Linked DNA regions of Homo sapiens: region 2 is linked to region 1. A link is an interaction called in ENCODE POLR2A ChIA-PET data of the cell type or tissue named here. Cell type or tissue: PC-9. All regions are shown on one strand. Each heading gives the region's core, and the rest is flanking DNA. Links, peaks and the distances in the headings are about the cores only. Region 1 has its middle 160 kb from the start of GNAT3. Region 2 has its middle 130 kb from the start of GNAI1.

Evidence for each region. ChIA-PET counts read pairs that join two places held together with the same protein. Peaks named below come from ENCODE experiments on the same cell type or tissue, not always from the same donor. Only the 100,000 strongest peaks of a DNase experiment are listed, where the experiment ranks them.
Region 2: POLR2A ChIA-PET joins it to region 1 with 24 read pairs; 2 of 35 experiments call an interaction of 5 or more read pairs at or near these places.

The regions. Positions count from the first base shown.
Region 1 is chr7:80,341,473-80,352,726 of GRCh38, forward strand. No RefSeq gene overlaps it. Among named protein-coding and RNA genes, the nearest start is that of GNAT3, 160 kb to the right of the region's middle. In PC-9, for the core only: no CTCF peak of the experiment used is centred there; a DNase peak (open chromatin) is centred at 5,389; H3K27ac peaks cover 741 bases.
Region 2 is chr7:80,260,599-80,271,852 of GRCh38, forward strand. No RefSeq gene overlaps it. Among named protein-coding and RNA genes, the nearest start is that of GNAI1, 130 kb to the left of the region's middle. In PC-9, for the core only: no CTCF peak of the experiment used is centred there; no DNase peak of the experiment used is centred there.

The sequences.
Region 1 (11,254 bases), core at 1,893-9,892:
GCAGAGTATTTGACAAGGTTCTGGAAATCCTAAAGGAAAAATATCCAAATATAATATCAAAGTGAGAAGTGAATCTGAGAGATGGATGTTGCCATAATTTTCAATGGTAACTCAGCTCCCTTAATAGATTCTTTATGAGCATTTGGAAAGAAAAAGTAATGGTTATAGTTAGAAAATGAAAATAGTACATTTAATTCTCCTGGCTCAATATATAGTAAAGGTATTGTGGATACACCCCTTGCCTAATTCAATCATTGACTTATCTGGGCTTCACCACTCATTACAATACATTGAGGTATTCACATCAATGGGGCTAATTTGTATATAAATATATAATTCCATATAAATTGTAGGTTACAGCCTACATGGAGATAATAGTTATGAGATTATCTATATTTTCATATATTGTTTTATTTTTTATTTCAATTCAACTAGATGAATATGCTTTTTGTCATCCTTGAGGGATACATTAAACTCATTTTCTCAATATCATGTCCTTTCAGTTATATAACTTCTATGCCCAAAATACTGTATCAGTCATTGGCTTTCCATAAGAATATTATGGCAGGTAAAAACCAAAACTATTGACTCTTAGGTAGATTTATGTGGTGATGATTTCATTGGTGATGTTCTCCCATTTAATATCATTTTTTGGAAAGCTATCTCATTATAGCTCGTGTGTATGTGTCTGTGTGTGTGTGTGAGTGTGTCACAGAGAGAAAGATGTGAAATTTGCTGAAAAATTTCTCCATCAAAACTAGAAAGAAGATTCTGAGATGGTAAAAATGTAATAAAACAGCGAACAGACAGGATTTTAAATGTTCTTACCACAAATAAATGATAAATATATGAAGTAATCATTATGATAATTAGCCTGATTTGATCATTTCACAATTGAAACACTGTATCCCATAACGGTATCCCATAATGTATCCCAATATTGTATTCCATAAATATATACAATTATTATTTGTCAGTTAAAAGTCAAAGTTTAATGGTATCAAAAGTTAGAGCCATTTTAATGTAAAAAACACCCAATAGTTCCCTCTACTGAAATCCACTGTGTTTTTAGAAACCAAGTCCTAAGGCAAACTGTTAAATATGAACTAAGCAGGTGTTTCTGCACACTGCTAACGATTAATGGTCACTGCCTTTGGTGAAAAATTTCAAATGAGTACAATTTGTGAAAAATATACATGTAATTGTATTATGTAAATTCAGTGTATATATCCTTTCTGAGCTTAACTGTATATATTTTTTAGGTTTCTGTCCTTGGGGAATATCATGGGAGTTATTTAGTCTTTATGTAAAATTTTAATTATTTAGGATAATATGTTTGTATGATTACAATAAGACACTGCGGAAGTCAGCTGTGGCTTAAGTGTTAAGAGAACAGAGTAACAATATCCAGGGGCCAATGTAGACATTGCTTAGGATGTTGGCAGTATAGCTTCATTAACCAAATCACATATAGCATATGTTGTGGTCTAAGAAAGGATCAGAATAAAGTTCTTATAGCGAAAGGAACATCAGATGCTGCAAAAACTTTAGCAAGTGTAATAGGAGCTTGCATAGTTAAGATGTTACCTTGCTGTCCCTCTGAGTGTCAATAAATATGATGAAGTTCATTTACAGTGAAGAATAAAGGAGGATACAACAATTGGAATTTCTCAAAAGAAGAGGAAGGAAAAAGTTTGAACTGAAGGCATTTTATTGACATTAAAGAGATGGTGAGGTGGACATTGTTGAATTGCATTGATGATGAAATGCTTGACAGGAATACATTACACTTGGTGACCCAAAAGTTTTCCTTGCAATTGAAGGTGAGGGTAGGCTTATTTGGGTATGCACACACCATGGACATTGTTGAATTGCATTGATGATGAAATGCTTGACAGGAATACATTACACTTGGTGACCCAAAAGTTTTCCTTGCAATTAAAGGTGAGGGTAGGCTTATTTGGGTGTGCACACACCATGGGAAATATATAATTCTTAGGGCCCTAGTATATGCTGAGTATCTTTCCAGGTCCTAGAATGCAACATTGTGTCTGGGAGAGAGGGAGAGAGGGAGTGAGGGCATGGGGGGCAGATGCAGAAACACTTTCTTCACTTTGTATTTTCACATGAACCTGAAATTAATCTCTTGGAGAGATTACCTTGTAAATATCTTGAGAAATGTCAGGCAATTTTTTTTTTTTTTTGAGACGGAGTCTTGCTCTGTCGCCCAGGCTGGAGTGCAAGTGGCGCGATCTCGGCTCACTGCAAGCTCCGCAATTTTTATAGAAAGAAAATCTAGTAATTTAACATTCTTCCTTTCGCTTTCCCTTCTAAAGTAAATATTTTCTCTTAAAAATAAAAATAAACAAATAACTAAAAAGAAAAGGGGGTATTTTTGTTGTATTTTTAAATTTTCTTTCACAGAATAGACCAAAGTTTTAAGCATTCTGTATCTCTTAGTTTCTATTAAATAGGGCTTTTCTCTTTTTATTCTATGTTGTAAGAAGCCATTCAAATATTTTTGGGCACAAATTTGAGGAATGCACATGAAACATTAAAAACTATGGGCTTAGGAGTCAGAAAAACCAGAGTTTGTATCAGTTTTGTCACTTATTAGCTGCCTGACCATAGGCAAGTTACTGAACCACTTGGAGATTTGTTTTTTTTCTTCTATAAAACAATGATATTTTGGAGGATTAAAGTGTCTTACAATTGGTCATTTTTATACTCTTTCTCCATCATCATCATTATTATTATAAATATTCTCTTTTGCCAGATGAAAATATTAGTAGGAAAAAATCAAAATAAGCAATATTTGTGCAAGTAAATACAATAATACTTAATTGTTATGTTTAATATCCTAACATGCTCCCATACATTATAGAAATAAAAGAACGGTTATTTTGAATGAAGTTTTCGCCTTTCTTCTTGTCTTTTCCTACTTTGCAAGTAAATAAGTAGTTAGGCAGAAGGAATGAAGGTAGAATCCTTGAAACTAAACATTAGATAGTATTTACATAATTGAAAGTTGACTACATGGGATCTTTCATAATAATTGATTTATCTGCATTTTTTCAAACCGCTTCCCACAAGCCAGAGGCAAGCAAGTCAAAGAAAATTATTAGAAAAAAATATATAGACAAGTTGTCTGAAAAAGGACTTGTAGTTGGTATAAGTTTTGGGGAGCTATAGTTGCTAAATTAGTGTTTTACCATAAATATCCTGAATTACTTCTGCTGAAACAGTTAGTGAAGTTTTCGTGAAAATAGCATTGAATTTCTTCAAAAGTCAAAGCTCATTTCAGCTATATAATATTTTTCATAGCAATAAATATATTTTCAGAATTGAGCTTCTATAAAAAATTTTAAGTAATATCACAAAATAAACCAGAAAGCCTATTAGTAGACAAGTAATGTTTTCAGTTCCAAGCAGTTTTCCTCTTCAAGTATTTGAGGTTGTTCATTTCATAACATGGTTACTATGATTGGAATAATGTACTAGTAAGAGTGATAAGAAATTATTTTTGTCATTATTCATCTCAATTTTGAGGCATGTGAAAAGGAACTTTGTTGTATGTGGTATAACGTGTTATTCAAGTTCAGATGTGACAGATGTCACATGTGAATTTAAAAAAACAGATTTCCCACTACTGGGTATCTACCCAAAGGAAAAGACGTCATTATATAAAAAAAAAAAAAAAACACCTACACATGAATGTGTATTGCAACACAATTGCAAAGATATGGAACCCACCTAAGTTCCCATCGACCAAAGAGTCGATAAAGAAAATGTGGTATACATATACCATAGAAAGCTACTCATTAAAAAAATGAAATAATGTCTTATGCAGCAACTTGGATGGAGCTGGAGGCCCTTATTCCAAGTGAAGAAACTCAGGAATGGAAAACCAAATATCATATGTTCTCACTTACAAGTGGGAGCTAAGCTATGGGCATATAAAGGATTACAGAGTGGTATAATGGACTATGGAGACTCAGAAGGTGGAGGGTGGGAGGTGGGTGTGGGATAAAAAGCTACATATTGGGTATAATGTACACTACTTTGGTGAAGGGGGCACTCAAATCTCAGACTTCCCTGCTATAATATTCATCTATGTAATCAAAAGCCACTTGTTCCTCAAAAACTATTGATATTTAAAAAATCAAATTTATTGAATCACAGTATTTTACACATAGAAAGTAATAGATAGTTTAATTAAGTTCTTTCACTTTATTAATGAGAACATTGGGGAATAAAAGAGTGACTTTCTGAAAGACCAACAGCTGATTTCCTGTATTTTAAATCTGAATGAAGAGTAGTTTTGGTTCCTAATATAGTGATGAGCTACAAAAATATACACATTTATGTCATCTGTGCAATTGCAAACCCTCTTCTTATTCATGGGCCTGTTTTTTAAATCTATTTATGGGTATTATTTCTCTGTTTTTATGGTGATGATGATGATGGTAAAAATAATGAGACCATAAAGACTGACAGTGTAAGGATCAGCTTTACTGATTTCAATAGATCTCAATTTCCATTAGGATTGCATAACCACTAAAAAGATTCAATGACACAATTTTCACATATGTGTCAATTAGACCCACAGTGCTCCCTAAATCTTCCCATCCTTCCCACCAATTCTGTTGCTACTCAAAGTGCGGTCTGCACTGGGGTAACCTAGGAGCTTGTTAGAAAGCACAATCTCACATCCTATCCCAAACGTACTGATTCAGAATCTGCATTTTAACAAGATCTCCAGATAATAGTGAGCAGTAGTCGCTCTAGAGCAACTTTGATGGACCCCATGTGCCTCTTTGATAAGAAGTTAGACTGGTTAATGGGGATTCTCTGAGTATGACTTTAAGGTTACAAATTTCATTATGCTTTTTGGTTTGGGGCAGGCACAGACCAACGCAATCCAGACTCTTTTTGTGGCGCCTCCAAAATGTTTGCTATTGCTGAGAAGAGAGGAATATTAGACTCTCATATCAGAATTTGGTGAAAGTTGTATTGGTTACCATTTCATGGCTGTGTGGTGTACTCTACACTTAGAACGGAGACAGTGCACTTAATAGAAGTGGCTTTGCATTGCATAGCTGTTAAAACTTTTCCAGCAAATGCTACCAGCTAAATTATAAGGGTGAATTAAAGAGTGCCCTTTATAAATAGTCACAAAAGGCCTTTGCAGCTGATTATAGTGTGGGTGTAATTTGGAGAAAGGTTTGCTGTAGGCATGAAATCGTAGTACTGCTATTGGAATAGAGTCAAGAGCCTAGCCATTTCCAGTAGCTGTATCACCACCTGCTAGTATACTTATTCAGATTTGAGTCAGAGGGATGCATGAAGTCTAATGAGTCATCAAGTCTTCACCTAAAACACGTAATCTACCTATTCCTTTTCAAATGAGACTTGTTTGAGTCAGACTCTTGCCTATGAGCTGACCTGAAGTCTTAAATGCTTTTCTGCCAAATGAATTGCTTAACACAAATTGCTTAACAGTTTTTGTTCTGAGTTAGTCCCAAAATTTTGTCTGGGTCTCAGTTCTCCTGGAAATCTTCATACATGAAGACGAGTCCTGGCTGAGTGTGGTGGCTCATGCCTGTAATCCTAACACTTTGGGTGGCTGAGTTGGCAGGATTGCTTGAGCCCAAGAGTTCAAGACCTTCCTGGGCAACAAAGCCAGACCCCGTCTCTACAAAAAATTTAAAAGTTAGCTGGGTCTGATGGCTTGCGGTGGGAGGATTGCTTAAGCCCAGGAGGTAGAGGGTGCAGTGAGCTGTGATCATGTCACTGTACTTCAGCATAAGTGGCAGAGCCAGACTCTGTCTCAAAAAAAAAAAAAAAAAAAGACAGAGCTAAGGAATCTTATCTTGGACTCCTCCTTGGCTGCTGGTTTGATTCTCCAGCCAAATATTTATAGCACTAAGCCAGCCTGAGAGTCATTGGTCTTAGACTCAGAATGACCCAGAAAATGCATCTTATCATTGCTGTCATTAACAAGTTGCTTGCCACTATGATCTGCTGTGCCTTGGGGACTGTTAGCTAGGGAGTAGTTCCCTCTTGCTAGGACTACTTTTCCTGCTAAATAGCCTTCCCATGCCTGTCTGATTTGGACAGGGATTTTTGAAAGTATATCTGTGTGTGTCTGTGTGTGTCTGTGTGTGTGTGAAACTCTTATGTGTCTTCTATAATAATAATAGCTACATTTATATAGAACTTACCGTGTACAAGGCATTGTTTTAGTATTATATGTATATGTAAGTGTGTGTATATATACACATGATCTCATTGAATTCTTACTATAACAATGATGTAGGTGGTAGTATTATTTGTTTTACAGGTAGGGAGACTGAGGCATAGAAATGTTAAGTGCCTTGATCAAGGCCATAAAGCTAAAAAAGAGAGGCCAAGATTCTATTCAATCCCAGGCAGTAGAGATCCTAATTTCTACTGTAATTGCAGATTCGTTGATGATACTCCTGACTTTGGTGGAGGAATCAGGGCACAGGAATAGAGGAAACCCTGAGAATGGGGACCTCTAATTAGGGACTGGGAGGAAGACAGTCTCTAGCTTTCACAGGGACCTAAAGCGACAGGGTAGTGAAACAAAAGAGAGACAGGCAATTCCTTCTGTCTTCTCTGGCTAAAAAACAAGGGGAGCAGAAAGCCAAGGGGACAATGCTAGAAGGCCAAATAAGGAACAAGTCACAAATTCCTCATTCCAAGGAGAAGATGCCAACTCCTAGGCAGGTCCATGTGGCTAGTCAATTAGGGTCTCAAGGAGACACATGCAAAGAGCTTTACCATTGATCTACTTTCTCTGAGCAGGAAAGAGCCAGATTGACCCTAAGGCAGTTGGACAGACTGTCAGCAGTTAAATGGAAGGATGTGGGCTGATGGAAGCAGATCTGAAAAATCCTGTCTCAGTTGTCCATTCCCAGATGGAGGGAGGAAGCTCTTGTGGGCAGAACAGGGTGTGGACGGGTGAGCTGTAATTTCTTGGGGACTGGAGAGAACATAATTCAGCCAGGCCTACTCTCTTCCTACTTTATGCAAAATATTTCCAGCTGTGTTCATTAGATTATATAATCTTGAATATTGAGAATAAGATACAATTTCTTAAATTCAGCAATGCACAACGAATTCTTCATTAAAAGAAATTTGGTATGCTTTTAGAGATGGGAGACACAGCCATAAGAAAATATGCTACTATAAAAGAAAATGCTCTTAATTAATACTGACATAGTGAGGACTCCTCTGGCATTGAGAACATTTAATATTAATGCAAAATGTTGTTGTCTACCATTTCCTTTTTTCTTTAGATCATTAGCATAGGATTACAAAATTTTAAATTGGATTTCAAACCCATACCAAACAGCTGTGTCTTCTATTACAAAAGACAATGCACTCATACATATGTATTATGCACTTAATTAAAACTGTTGGATTTTCATTTTTAAAAGTTCTGATGATGTCCTGAATTTTTATAGTGATTTGGATCTCTGGCCTGTCATCAGTTTGCATATTTTGGGTGGAAAAGTAGGGTTTGGGTGAAATAAGCATTCCAAAGTTTATATAACGGGAGGAACATGGCCTAAAATTAGCCTTACCATGGGCTTAAAATTCATTATAGGTATTAATTCCTCGTACTTCTCAAGGGGTTATTTTCTCCCTTAATTTTTAAAATTCTAAGTGACATGTATTTGTTTTAGAAATATGTAGAAAAATATAAACAGGAAAATTAAAATTATCTATAATCTTATTCTGCTGAGTTGAACATTACAACTCATATATTTCTTTTCTATAATTTTATTGCATAAAATCTATATATTTTATAGAATTTGAATCACACCATATTGATAAATATGCATTTTTAAACTTGCACTTTATTTTAAGTGGTCAACATTTTACCGTGTTATTAACTTGTCTTCACAAATATGAGTTTACATGGCTGTATAATAATGATGATAGCTGTAGAATATTTGAGCCTTCCAATTCTGTGATGAATGTAATTTGAATTATAGGGGAAGTAAGGACAGGATAGAAATATATTGGAGGAAGAAAGAGAGAGGTGAGAAGTAGTGTAAGATAAATTCTTAGAGATTAAAGCATGAAGTAAATTATGTGTAGAAATGATTATTTAAAAGATAAAGAAATAAGAGTATAAGCAGCCAAAAGCCATAAAATTTCCATCTGTTTCTAAAATGAGAAACTGGAATTCAAACAGGCAACTGATGATTTTCATTATAAGTTCCTCTAAATTACTTGATTTTTAACCATCTGCATATATGCTTTGGGTTTTTTTTAAGTGTAAATTAACTCTGGTGAAGAGTTGGACATTAAGATTAACCTCAGAATACCATGCTGGAAGGGGTGCCGGTGTGTGTTTGTGTGTGTGTGTGCGTGTGTGTGTGCATGCACGTACTTACATGGGAAGCCGACTGGGAATACAGTCTATCAGCAATGGCAGAAGAGGGAGTAACCACCCAAGAGCAATGCCCTCTGGGATAGCATGAGGGCTTGGGGGGCTGACAGCAAGGAGCAGAAACGGAGGACAAAAGTCAAGGAGCCCTTACTCTCTATGTCATGGCTTTGCTGTAGGGTAACCTTGCTAAGAAGACCTCATCAAGTGGGATGTAAGATCCCAACAGCAAAGCGCATTGGACCTGGAAAAAGGCCAGTTCTCCCAAATGTGATCATTATGTAGAAAAATAAGGGAGCAGTATTCTGAGCAACATGTCTGTATACCATTGATTGACACATAAGGTCCCTTCATTATAAATTTTACAGGGTGCCCAAGTCATTTTGCTGTGGTGTGATTTTGTAAAAATAAATATGTAGCTAAAAATAACATTTCCAAGCTGAAATATGTAGAAAGGCAAAACAAAAACTTCTAGCTTTCTTGTGGTAAATTGTGAGGTAAAATAAAATGAATCTTAAATATAGTGCAAAATAGGAGGTATCATGCCTTACATCATCTTTATCTCCTCCCTCCCATTTTTTCTGTTCTAAATGGAGTTGTGCTGTTATTTCATTTGTTATCCATATTTGGAAGTTTAGCTAGGAGGCTAGAAAATTTGATGAAGACACCTGATTAATTTTTAAATTTTATTTATTAATATTTCGATAAATATTAATAAATATTAATATTTTGATAAATATTAATAAATATTAATATTTTGATAAATATTAATTGATAAAAGTGTTTGCAATGTGCCAGGAATTAGGTTAGCTACTGATTTATAGTGGTGAGTAAACCACTGTCCCTACTCTCATGAAATCAGCCATTTGGTCTAAGGGCAGCAGGGAGCCAGAGTAAACAATTCAGTCATGGCAGTAGGAGAACTCTGTGAAGAGCTCAAACTAGCTGAAGTTGCTTCCCATAGATATTATAAAATGTTAAAATATAATCATTCCTATGGGAAGAGTAGAATAAGACTATGTAAAGAAAAAAGAAAGAGACAACAAAGTGTCTGGGCACAATGCCTCACACCTATAATCCTAGCACTTTGGGAGCCCAAGGTGGGAGGATAGCCTGAGCCCAGGAGTCCAGACCAACCTGGGCAACATAGTTGGACACTTTCTCTACAAAAAATATAAAAATTAGCCAGGAACAGTGGCCTGTGCCTTTAGTCCCAGCTATTCTGGAGGCTGAAATGGGAGGATTGCTTTAGCCCAGGAAGTCGAGGCTGCAGTGAGCAATGATCATGACACTGAACTCCAGCATGGGTAACAGAGTGAGACCCTGTCTCAAAAAAAAAAAAAAAAAGAAAGAAAGAAAAAAGGTAAAATTATTTTTCATTGTTAAAAATTCATTGGAATCCAATATATCCAGTCCTGGGTGTCCAAGTGAATTTGCTTAGAACTGAGATGGTATATTTACTTTCTTCTTTGGTTGAGCTTTTTCAGTAGAGATTTCTCTTATCTCTCTTTGTCTCCTTTTCTCCTCTAGGTAAACAGTATTTCCACAATTGTCCCCCTTATCTCTCTTTGTTTCTTCTGTCTCCCTCACTCCCTTTCCTAATAGTTTCTCTACTCATTATTTCTCCTTTTCATTCCTATTTGGATACCTTTTCTTCCTCTTCTCTCCACACTGCTTTACCAAAACTACCAGTCATTAAAAGGTTTTAAAATTACATACAGTTGAATTCAGCTTTAGAAGATACATGTTCTAGCCGGGTGTGGTGCTTCATGCCTGTAATCCCAGCACTTTGGGAGGCCAAGGCAGGTGGATCATGAGGTTAGGAGATCGAGACCATCCTGGCCAACATGGTGAAACCTCATCTCTACTAAAAATACAAAATTAGCTGGGTGTGGTGGCACGTGCCTGTAGTCCCAGCTGCTCAGGGGGCTGAGGCAGGAGAATTGCTTGAATCCGGGAGGCGGAGGTTGAGCCGAGATCACACCCCTGCACTCCAGCCTGGCAACAGAGTGAGACTCAAAAAAAAAAAAAGAAAGAATATACATGTTCTGCAAACAAATGTCCTTCTGCTACCTATTCTATATTCCCTTTGCCTTCAGCAACACCTCAGCAGGTCGTGGATTTTTACTTAGTGGAGTGACCAAAACCTTCATTTCTTAAGGGTCTAGGTCATTTGTAGTCCTGTCTGGATTGGGTTGTTATAGTTTCCCTTTGACCTTAATCATATGGCATGGTAATACTAAAAGATGCCCTAAGGGTTCGCCTGTATTCCACATATACACTTCCTTACCTCCATTGTGGAGTAGTAGACTAATTTCATCTTGATAGTCTGGGACAATCAACCCAGCCAACACTGTAACTCCCTTCTTAGCCTGTTGACTTAGAGGTAGGAGGAGCCCAAGGTGTCCAGGTGGCAATCTCAACTTCCAGTTTAATGGAATTATTGTTGTGTCTCCTGGTGGCAGCATTCCTCCTTCTGGAACTAAGACCTCTAGGCCAGCAGATGTCTAATGTTGTGGGAACAGGAAGCAAAAATTTCGCTGGTGGGTCACTAGGGGTGATGGTGAGTGATGCCATTTCTACTTCTACCCCTTGATTCCTGGACCCCTAAATTCTGGCTATGGGAGAAACAATACCATATACTGAGCGGTGATTTGGGGCATACACAGCCTTCTGGAGAACTTGAAGTCTGATATTTGAGGGCAGAAAGCATCCAGCCTGGGAGAAAGATGAAATCTGGAAGACTCAGCAAGTCTGCTCTTCCATCTTCTGCCTGCTTTATTCTAGCCATGCTAGCAGCTGATTAGGTGGTGCCCACCCAGATTGAGG
Region 2 (11,254 bases), core at 1,915-9,914, 81 kb before region 1:
CTTACATCCCATTCAGTTGAGCTCAATAACCACTCATGGTGGAACCTACTTTTCTCAGCTCTTCCTTAATCCATCTCTGCTCCCATTTACATGAAGACTTACATATCTGATATATTTTCTAGTTAGAAATTTCTCATTCCTTGTGCTCAATATCTTGCCAAATACAGTCATTCAGTATTTCCTACTTATTACTTTCTAGGATTACATAATTTTCTGAACATATTTGAACAGACTGAATGCAATCTTACTCTTATTGAATACTATCTGTGTTTGGAAGCAGTACATTGCAAAGGCAGGCACAGTCTAAAGCCAAAAATAAATTGTCAAAATTCTCCATTTTAATCTTAGGTTTTTGTAATGGTCATAGTTCTCAGCAGTAGTACTACAAACAAAAGTAATTGATATAAAACTGGAATATTTTATATTTTAAAAATGTGAGTCAAATTAATTTAAAAATATATGTCCAACCAGCTCATGTCAAACAGATCTCTCAAATATTTACCAAGTTCCTTCTTGGCTGCCCATCATTCTTCTTGTCCTTATTCTAAATGAAATGCCATTTTAGTGGGGAGATAAAAATAAAATTAGATACATTATAAAAATAATACAAGATTACACTTTATGACAGTGTTTGCTCAACATAAGATAAACCTTCATAAAACAAGTAGAGTTCAACTTAGACCTTGAAAAGCAAAGGGCATCTAGATGAAAGGGAGTAAATCAGAATTGGTGAAGCTATGCTGTGTTCTCCACTTAAAGGCAACATTGCCCTGCTTAGTGCCTTTGTAATTAAGCATTGTTTTCACTCCTACTACTTCCTTATTCAATTAGCTGGCTCACTTGGTAGGAACTTGAGTTTTCTCTTGTCTTAGAAGATTTTTCTTTCAGTTCTGCCCTGCTTGTAGATAGAATTTTAAAAATGTTTGGTAGTCATTTGATCTACTGATGTTAAGATGTGGAGTATTTTGCAGGTAATATCCTTAAAGCTAAGATGTCTAGAGAACATGGATCCATCTAGAAATGCTTTGGTCATCATTAGTAGTTATGAAAAGCCACTTTATTTATTCCAAAACTCATAATTTTTTTTCCAGAACCTATCTGTGAAGTAGGAGAAAGTAGAATAGGTATGCTGTCTTCTCTCTTCTCCAGGGAGGAAACAGAGCAATCTTGACATGACAATTAGAGCCAACCTCCTGGTAAAATCTTCCAGTGGCCTCTCATTTTACTTAGGATAAAATCTGAATTCCACAGCGTGGTCCACAATGCTATGCATAATTCAGCCCTGTCTCCTTTCCAACCTCATTTCAAACCATTTTCTTCCTTCCTCACTATGCTGCAACCACATTGGAACCTCTCTTATTACCCAGATACATCAATGTACTTCTGAAATCAAGGTTTGTATTCTTCTTGATACCACTACTTGGAATCTTTTTTCTCAAGTTCTAGAAATGCTGTGTCTTCTTTTGCCAGGCCTTAACTCGTGTTATACAACCCAGATAACCTGCCCTGATGGCTCAATCTGTAGTTGTCTCTCTTTTATCCAATTTATTTTCTGCTATATCATCCTGTTTATTTGATATAACTCATCACCTGAAAATTATCTTGGTTATGTAATAATTCACTGTCTTTCCACTAAATATGTTAGCTCCAGAAGGGCAGGGATGGTGTATGTCTTGATAACCAACGAATCTCCAGTGCCTTGATGATCACTTGGCATACAGAAACTCTAAGGGTAAATGTTTTGAATGGCCAGTGCTGACTCTGTTATAGATGAAGCATTATAGAGGCAATTACAGAGGGCTCAATTTTGATGACAATGGGAAAAAATTAATCTTATATTCCTTATAATTGTGAACTTGAAAAGCAGTTGGGTCATTTCATTGTTTTCTCTACTGATGGTAACATCAATAGTCATGAGATCAATTAAATTACTGAAATTCTAGAAGCCAGGTCTATCATTGTCTTTTTTTTTTTTTTTTTTTTTTTTTTTTCATTTACTGTATGACACCAAGAGTCTATAATCACTAAGAAGGAAGGTTTCTTGCAATGGTTCAGACTTTGGCGGCAGGAAGGAAAAAATCATTCTGAGGAGATAATGCAACATTATCCTATGCCTGTACACGTAAATAAATTAAGGGATGAAGTTAAGATTCTGACTAAAGTGGATATAGTTTAGGGGAGCTATAAGAAGTAAAGTTACTTGGAAGTAAGGTTAGATTATTGTTAAGGTATGATAAGACTAAACAATAATCCAGGAATAAAAGCATAAAGTCCATACTGGAAATACTTGGGAATAAATTTAATTTCTTGTACAGGGAAGTGGCCCCAAATTAGCAGTATTTGTAAAGAGTAATCTGTCGGTTATATATTGAGTGAATTCCAAAGGGGAGCAAAAAGAAGAAAAATGTTTCTTAAGAAGCACGATTAGTGTTTCCATGCTTGCCAAGAAGAGAATTGCCTTTGCTTTGATGAATATAAATTTTAATATCTGTTTGAACTCCTTTGCAAGACATATATTTCCTCTTTACTGCATAAACTATTGGAATTTTATTACTTAGTGAAAAAATAAAAGGGGTAGGTCTTCACAACTGTATAACAAGTAGGATAACTTACATGTTGACCCGAACTGATTTCTTTATTTTTTTTTCTTTTTTTCTTCTTTCTCTTTCACAGATGCCATCTTCCGTTTTCACTGTTCCCCTTTCTTTTTAATAGACATCTATTTTACAGAGTTTTTAATGTGAGTTCAACAAGACGACACTGTGGGGGATAAATGAGAAGAAGAAATACAGAATAGATTCAGGAATTTGGCGGAGAGAGTGGTGAATGTGGGCTGGAGATGTTGGAGAAAGATCCAGAAATGTGTGACTGACTGCAGATCTGCAGGCGCCTCCTTTGAATTTGTGAAGGGCAGGAATCTCTCTTGGTCTCCTCCCACACTGAATTTAGCAACCCTGAAATCATCATTTCCTAGACTGCCAAAAAGAGAAAAACTCATGAAGTCACTTCAGTTTCTGTCCCTTCTCACTCGCATCTATTTTCCATACAGAAACTGGAGGCATCTTTTCATTTCCCAGATAAATTTTGATTTGCAATCACATTATGTGGTTCAAAATATGTGAGTCATTTACACTTTATTGTGTTATCCTTTTTCTCTTAATGACTTCAGAAATTTCTCTGTATCCTTAATGTGTGAAAGCTACAGTGTGTTCAGGTGTGAGGTTTTATTTGTTGCTTGTTTAATTGTTTTCACTTTGCTTGGCATTATATGAGTTTTTACAATATGTGGAATCATATTTCTAAAGTTTTGAGAAATTGCTACACATTATAGTAGTATTTTCTATTATTTCTAAGTATTTTTCTATGATCTCATCTGGCATTCCATTTACATTTTTAAACTTCTAGATTTATGCCTCATGCTTCTTAACTTCTCTTTGATAATTTCCAGAGTTGGTTCGCGTTATGCACAGTAGTTGTGTTCTAGAAAGTCTTTGGTGACACTGAATTAGGGAATACTGAGCCATTGTTCCTAGGGTGCAATCTCACTTAGATTATAAACTTAAACCCTAAAAAACAATTTATCCTGGAAGATTCTGTTTTCTTTATTTTACAAAAGAGAAAATGAGATTCAGAAGTTTTAAATGACTTGTCTAAGGTCACCCCACCAACAAGTGCCAAAGTTGGGACCCAAACTCCTTCCAACTTATCCTAGAGCCAGAGCTTCTTGCACTGCAGTGTACTGCCCTGTACTCCTCCATTCTGTCCTTGCCTTTGTATGAGAGCTGAAATAAGAAGGACAGCATCACCTTAGTTTGACCTAGCTTGGAACATGTACATCTGGCAACTCAAATTTTTCACCACACTGTGCATGCCCGTGAATGACAGCAAATGTGCTGTGAGTATTGATTTTAGAATTACAAATAAATTTTAGTGAGTAGATGTATTCCCAAATATGGAATCTGTGAATAATGAGAATCAACTGTGTACCGCCACCAGGTAGAATTCCTTAATCTTGCAGATCACTATTTTGTTCTTCAGTTAGGTTCAATTTGTTATTTGACTTAACTGTGGTGAGTTTTCATAATTCTTAATTTCCAACAAGTTGGTAGTTTTATGATCTCTAAGTTCTGTGTCCACAACAGTCAATTTTTGTTCCATAATTATATACTTTTGCATAATGAGTGCATTTCTCTTATCTCTTTGAAGATAGTAACTATATTTATTCCAAATTCTTTTTGTATTTATATATTATCTGTATGTTATTGAGTATAAATTCTTTGTTTCTTGAATTTGTTGCTTCCTTTTCTGGCCTTTCTCAGATGGTGGCTGATTCTCAGTCATGTGTTCACCATGTGCCTTTGATTATGGCCACGTGCTGACACCATGGCCTTTTAGTGCATATACTTGTTGGTGATGCCGTTAGTTTAGGTCTAGCACTTGTGGGAGGCTTTGGTCGCTGCTTTAAAGCCTTGAATGTGAGGATCTTTTGTCCTCTTTACCCTCTTAATACAGCTATGTATTAACATCTATTTTATAAACTTTTTACAATGTCAGTTTTAAACTGATAATCTATAATGTCGGTTTTGAATAGGAGCCAGAAATTTTGGTATGAATATTCAGTCGACTAACTTCAAGCTAAAAGTCCCATGATATTGTCAGTCCTGGTAGGACATGTAGCTATGGAAATAAAACTTCCTGACATAAATTAGACCATAGCAAAAAGTGCATCCAGAGCCAAGCAGTACGCCTGAATGAAGGAGATTAAGGGAATAAATGCTCTGATGTCTATTTCTTCTCTTCCTCTCATCTCCTGCTGGTGCTTTTTCTTTTCTTTCTCTTTTCTTTTTCTTTTTTGACTAGAACCAATAATAAGCAAGAGAACTGGTAAGCCCAGGAGATATAATCCATTGAGAATTTTAAAGCAGAGTCTAGAAGAACAGAGAGGGAAAAATCAGCACATCAAAGTACTTTTTCTTTTTTTACTTGGCCCACACCTGCCTTTAAGCATTCAATGCAGTGTTTGATTGTGAACTTATAATTGAGGGCTAACATCTAGTATTTGCCAAAATTAATGTTCCTGTCAGCATAATCTAACCCTCTGATTATGTTTTTATTTCTAGGTAAAAAAAATTTACTAATTTACAGTCAACATACATAATCTAGATTATATATTTATATATAAATACATAAAATATGCACATATATTTTATTAATATATGTTAATAAAATATATACAAAAACACAATTATTTTGTCGGTATCTTAGTGTCTTTACTAAGAAGCTTGATATATGTTAAAGTCCACCAGTGATCTAAAAATCAAGAGATTGGGGCTTGGGATACTCCCGAATAACTCAACTCAGTAATAACTCAACCGACTGCCCTCTCCCTCTAGGCCTTCTTAGCACATCATTTCTTTTCTTTTTTTCTTTTTTTTTTTTTAAAGAGAAGACAGCAAAGCAGTTAAGGCAAATATTTGCCATGCTTGATAAACAATGTTCTGATGTTCTAACTGATTCTAATTAAGACAGCCAATACCAGCTAAATTAATACACCATTACACAGAAAATAAAAGTATCATCAGGAATACATCTACTGATTTGCTGATCATGGTCAAACAGCAGCCAGTAGGTAGTAATGGCATGACAAGCAGGTAGTCACTGAACTATATTTAGAATATTCTATGCAATTCTTTTTCTCTTCAGCTCTATACTTGATGGTAAAATAGTATCTTTGGGTATCCTTGTTATTGCTAAGTATACCAAAATATTATTGTAAGAAAATTACATAAAACTTATATGCATACATATTTTCCTCCAATCAAATTTGCATCCCAAGGCATTTTGTTTTTGCAAATAGGAAGCATATATATAAGTAATTTCCTCAAATTAATTTTAATTAATTAATTACAATTTAGAGGCCATTAATAGACACATGTACCATGTGTCAGGAACTGTGATAGGGACTGAGGATATGAGGATGAAAAATCATGGTCATTGCCTTAAAGAGCCACCATAAAATAGACAAAAAAGCCAGGTAGATAATTATGCACAGGACAATAGGTGAAGTGAAGTCTACGGGTGAAATAGGTGGCATAGAAATAAGTTAGAGAGACTGTGATTAACTGTGTGAGAGGCTTATTGGTCTCATAGAGGAGATGCAACCTAAATTGTGTTTTAGAGTAGGCTTACCAGCTTCCTTCAAGATGTGTATTTATATAAATTGGTGGTGGGTTGGGGAGCACAAGGGAAGAGGAAAGTGTCCTTTGGTTGAGCATTTCTCTCAAGGAAGAATATAAATAAGTCATTGACTATCATTTGCACTCTGATCTCTTAATTTTAAAATTCTTTATAGAGTAGTTTGTAACTCCAAATCCAAATATTAGAATCAGCCATGTAACAGCATTGATTGCCTATCAGCATTATTGAGGATCTTTACGTGAAAGGTGCCAGCAATATGTGGTAGTGGAAGACACACAGATGAACAATGAATACTCCTTTAAAGCAGTAATCATCTAGTAAATGGGCAATATACATGCAGACAGAAAGTACATAAAATGATGACTAGTATAACAGTGGCATGAGCACAACAAAAAATAACATAAGAAATAATTAAAATAAAATATTAGTGCGATATATATAATGTTAGTTATATTTTTGTAGTGTTTCTCAAGGATACAACATTTTTCTTGATATTAATTTCATTTAATGTTCACAAATACTCTGAGGTTGATATTGATATTTCTATTTTATAAATGGAAACAAAATAGGCACATAAAGTTAATACATATATTAAAAATGAAAGGAAATATTATTGTCAAGGGTAGTTAGAGAAAAGAAAAAAGGCTGTAAAAGATGGACTGGGCTTAAAGCCATTGAGAAGCTGGGAAGGCATGTCACATGGGTTAATGTAAACGAGAAGATGAGGGGTATGAATATGTAGATCATAACAGTGAGCAGATCAGCTTGGCTAGAACAGGCATAGGAAAAAACAACTACATATAGGCATGCAAAATCTATAATAAAAATTAGAAAAAACTCACATTCAACAATAGAAAAATTATTAAATTATTATGTATTTATAGGATAGAAAGTTAACTATTGAACTATGATTTAAATTAGTATTTAAAAATCATAGTAATGATGAAAATAATTAGCTTTTACATAACCAATCTTTGCATAATTAATAAATGCAGATGGTACAAAATTCAGAAAATACAAAAGGGTTGATAGTGAAAAGTGCTCATTTCTCCCTGGTCCTCATTTCATTCCCCACCCAGAGGCAAACATGATGATAGGTCACATATATTTCTCTGTAGATAATAGGTGCATGTACAAGCATGTACACACATATATTACAATACATATATATCCATTTTTATTCCCAGATTATAAATATTTGGTTCTTAAAATTGTTTTCTTTTTAAATTTAACAATATATCTTGGAAATGGTTTGAAATCTGTTTATGTAGAGCTGCCATTGTATAAATGAACTACAATTTGTTGATGGGCATTTAGGTTCTTTAAGTATTTCGTTTTTTGTAAATAATACCATAAAGGGGCAGAGTAGTTACAATTTAAATTTTGGTAGACATTGCCAAATTGCCTTCTGTAAAGGTTATGTCAGTTTATAACTCACCGAGAGAGTATGAGAACAGCTCCTTCCCCACACCCTTGCCAGTATAGTGCATTTTCAAACTCTTTGATCTCTGCCAAAATAAATTAAAATTTATGTATTACTTTTTTTAAAAAGTAGGCTGAACATCTTTAAAAAATTCATATTTCTTTTGTTGACGAATAATTGGTTAATATCCTTTGCTTATTTTAATTGGGTCATTGACTTCTTTCCTATTAATTTTAATTATTCTTATAATCATCTGTTTTACAAGTTTTGTCTCACAATTTTGTCTTTAAGCCTGACTGCATTTGTGATGCTTGTACCCTGTAGTTATGTTTTATTCATGTGTAGTTGAGTTGTTAAATTATTTCATATTTTCTTCTAATATTTTTATCATTTACCTTATATTTACACCTTTGATTCCTTTAGCACTTAAAAAATAACAAATGCAGGAAGGAAGGATCCTATGTGGTTACCTTAACATCACTTGTTGAAAAATGTGTCTTTTCCCCAATTACATGAAATGCTTCTATCATACAGTAAACTGACATAACTTTAAATTTATTTCTGGAATCTCTTGTCAATTCATTAATCTGTATAAATATGCCTTGCCTGTCATTGTCTAACTTATTTTAAATATGTGTAACTACTTAATGACTCTCAGTCTCCCTCACTGTAACTATATACATGTATAATCATGTTGGCTGACCACCCTTTATTATGTTTATTTTTTGAAATTTTCAGGGACAATGACTTATTAATAATATGCAAAGGTTAATGTAATAATATACTTTCTCCACTACTGCAACTAGTCCTAAAGTAAATGATTGCTAATCCCATAAAACAAATAATTTATTTCCTTCTTCCTCTTCACTGATTCTTTACTTTTCTCATCATTGGCCAGAACTTTGGTCTAGTGGCTTGCTTCCTGAGGGTTTGGAGCCCTCAGTTGCTTTAATGTTGCCAGTTTGGATTTTCTGCAGTTGCCTATAACATTTATCAATAGGCATGAAAACACCAAGATGCTCCAGTGAACTTGGATCTCGACATATTCCTCTCTGCCCACATTGTGTTACAACAACCCCTCCTTATGGTATTCCAGATCATGTCCAACAATATTGTAACTCCTTTCTTTACCTGCTGTTCCACTGGTATAAGAGAATCCTGACCAGTCTCTACTTTAATGGAACCCTTGCTGTGTACACAGTTAAATGTTTCCCCTTGTTGCTTCCCTTCCCCAGTCCCACTCAGGAGCTGGGTCTTCTAATCCAACAGAAACTCAATTTATAGGGTGAGGAAGTAGAAATTCTGCAAAAGGGTTACTGGGAGCAAAGGCGCAGGGGCCAATCCTGCTTCCATAATTTGTTTCTTGCACTCAAGTAGTCTAGCTACTGGGGACACAGTGCATTAGTTCAGTGCATACATCTCAACCTAGAAGATGCCCCAAGATGCTGCTTTAGATGCTTTAATTGGTGTTTGAATATTCTATTAACCAGCTTCTTCCAAGATGACACACTGTATGAGAGGACCAGTGAATCCCTGGTCAGGTATTTAGTGTCCTACCTTCTTCCTTAGAATGAATCATTTGATCTGAGTTTATATTATAGAGGGTCCCATGTACTCTATAAGCATTTGAGTTGTGTTGTGTCAAGAAACACTGTGAACAGGAAAGGCAACTTGATATCCAGAGGTGATTTCAATTCTGGCAAGAGAAAATTGCTGTCACCTGCAGCATGAATATAGCCCAAACTGATCAACCTGACATAAAATGAATGGCTGGGCTCCATAAGCTATGTTTCTATATGTAAGACTTGGCATTGGTTTCTGTTGCTGGCAGATTGGGAATTCCACAGTTGCAGTGGTAGATCAGCAACTTTAGTGCAATATTTTTGCTTCTGTGTCCCATTGACCTAGGGCTGCCCTTCACATATTCTGGTTTGCACAAGCATTAAAAAACTGAATTGATTCATATACGTGTCCCACATAGTGATGGCACAGAAGCTCCGAGGTCAGAAAGGAAGGCATACAGAGTGGAGTGGAGGCAAGATGTTGTCAAGGGACATCTGTATGCAGCTGGTTAATGCACCAATGGCCAAAGCAAAAATGGATTGAGAGGATGTGATGCAGAACATATTGAGCCATCTGATATTACATCTCTTTAAGAAAGAAGTCTTTGAGAATGTTATTTTGCTTTTAGTAAAATCAAATAGATCATGGATGTAAAAGAATACACCAGATCTCAAGGCTAGAAATTAGTCGCTTTACAACTAGGCAGGACTAAGGAAGGAAAGCCTCTAATTTTAAATAGCAATTCTTTTAAGCTCTTGAATAGACACATGGTATGTGAGTACTTTAAGGTCCTTAATACAGATTATGAAATTGCTTTTTTCAAATTACCTAAGTAAAGTAAACTGTGTAAGAGTGTCAATTTCATAGTATCTTTGACAGCATTGGGAAGGAAAATTTTAGTCTCAGAATTTGGTAGTTGAAGAGTGGCATTATATTTTAAATGTGTAATTATTTAATTACTAGTATAGTTATATTTTTAAAACTTATGTGTGCTTATTCACCTCTGGTTTGCCTGTTCAACAGTTCAAATCATTTTCCCATTTTTAAACTGAATCTTTTTATATCTAAGACCTTGTTATATATTTAAAAGTTTAATCTGTCTCTCATGTACATTGTAAATATTTTCCCACTTTTTAAGTTTGCCTTGTATAATGTGACTTTAAATATTAACCCCCTTGTTTCTGCATTTTTGGTTAAAAGCTGACACTTTGGTAGTTTTTTTTCAAGTATGGCTTCCCCCCAACCCCAAGCTCTTCATAGAAAGCTAAAAAAAAAGACCTTGTCAGTCATACTTTGTTGTCACTTAATTTATGTTGACTTGTCTCTACTTCTCTGTTACAATCTCCATTTGTAAGGCATTATGTGTTATTTTTTGATAGTTAATGATGGTTATTGAAAAGAACTTAAAATTTGTCTGGAAGATCAAATGGCTGATAAAATAACATTTTTAAAAATTCTAACTTATCTCCTTTGTTTTGGCTCAAAAATTTATATTTATCCCTCATCTCAAGCAATGTAGATTTTTGTTTTTGTTTTTGTTTTTGGGACAGAATCTCACTCTGTTACCCTGGCTGGAGTGCAATGGCATGGTCTCGGCTCACTGCAACCTCCACTTCCTGGGTTCAAGCAATTCTCCTGTCTCAGCCTTCTGAGTAGCTGGGACTACAGGTGCATGCCACCACACCCGGCTAATTTTTTTTTTGTATTTTTAGTAGAGACAGGGTTTCACTATGAAGGCCAGGCTGGTCTTGAACTCCTGACCTTGTGATCCACCCACCTCGGCCTACCAAAATGCTGGGATTATAGGCGTGAGCCACCGAGCATGGCCACAATGTAGAATATTTTAAGATCTTAGATTCCTGCTTTTCAAGCTGGTCTGCAGACAGCAACATCAGCATCACATACATGCTTACACAAATCTCAGGCCCCATACCAGAACTGCTAAATTAGAATCTACATTTTACAAGGTTTTCTAGTCATTCATTTAACATTATATTTTGAGAAGTGTCATTTTAGACCCTATAGACTATTTTCAAGGAGACATAAAACTAACCAATTAATTAGTTTCCT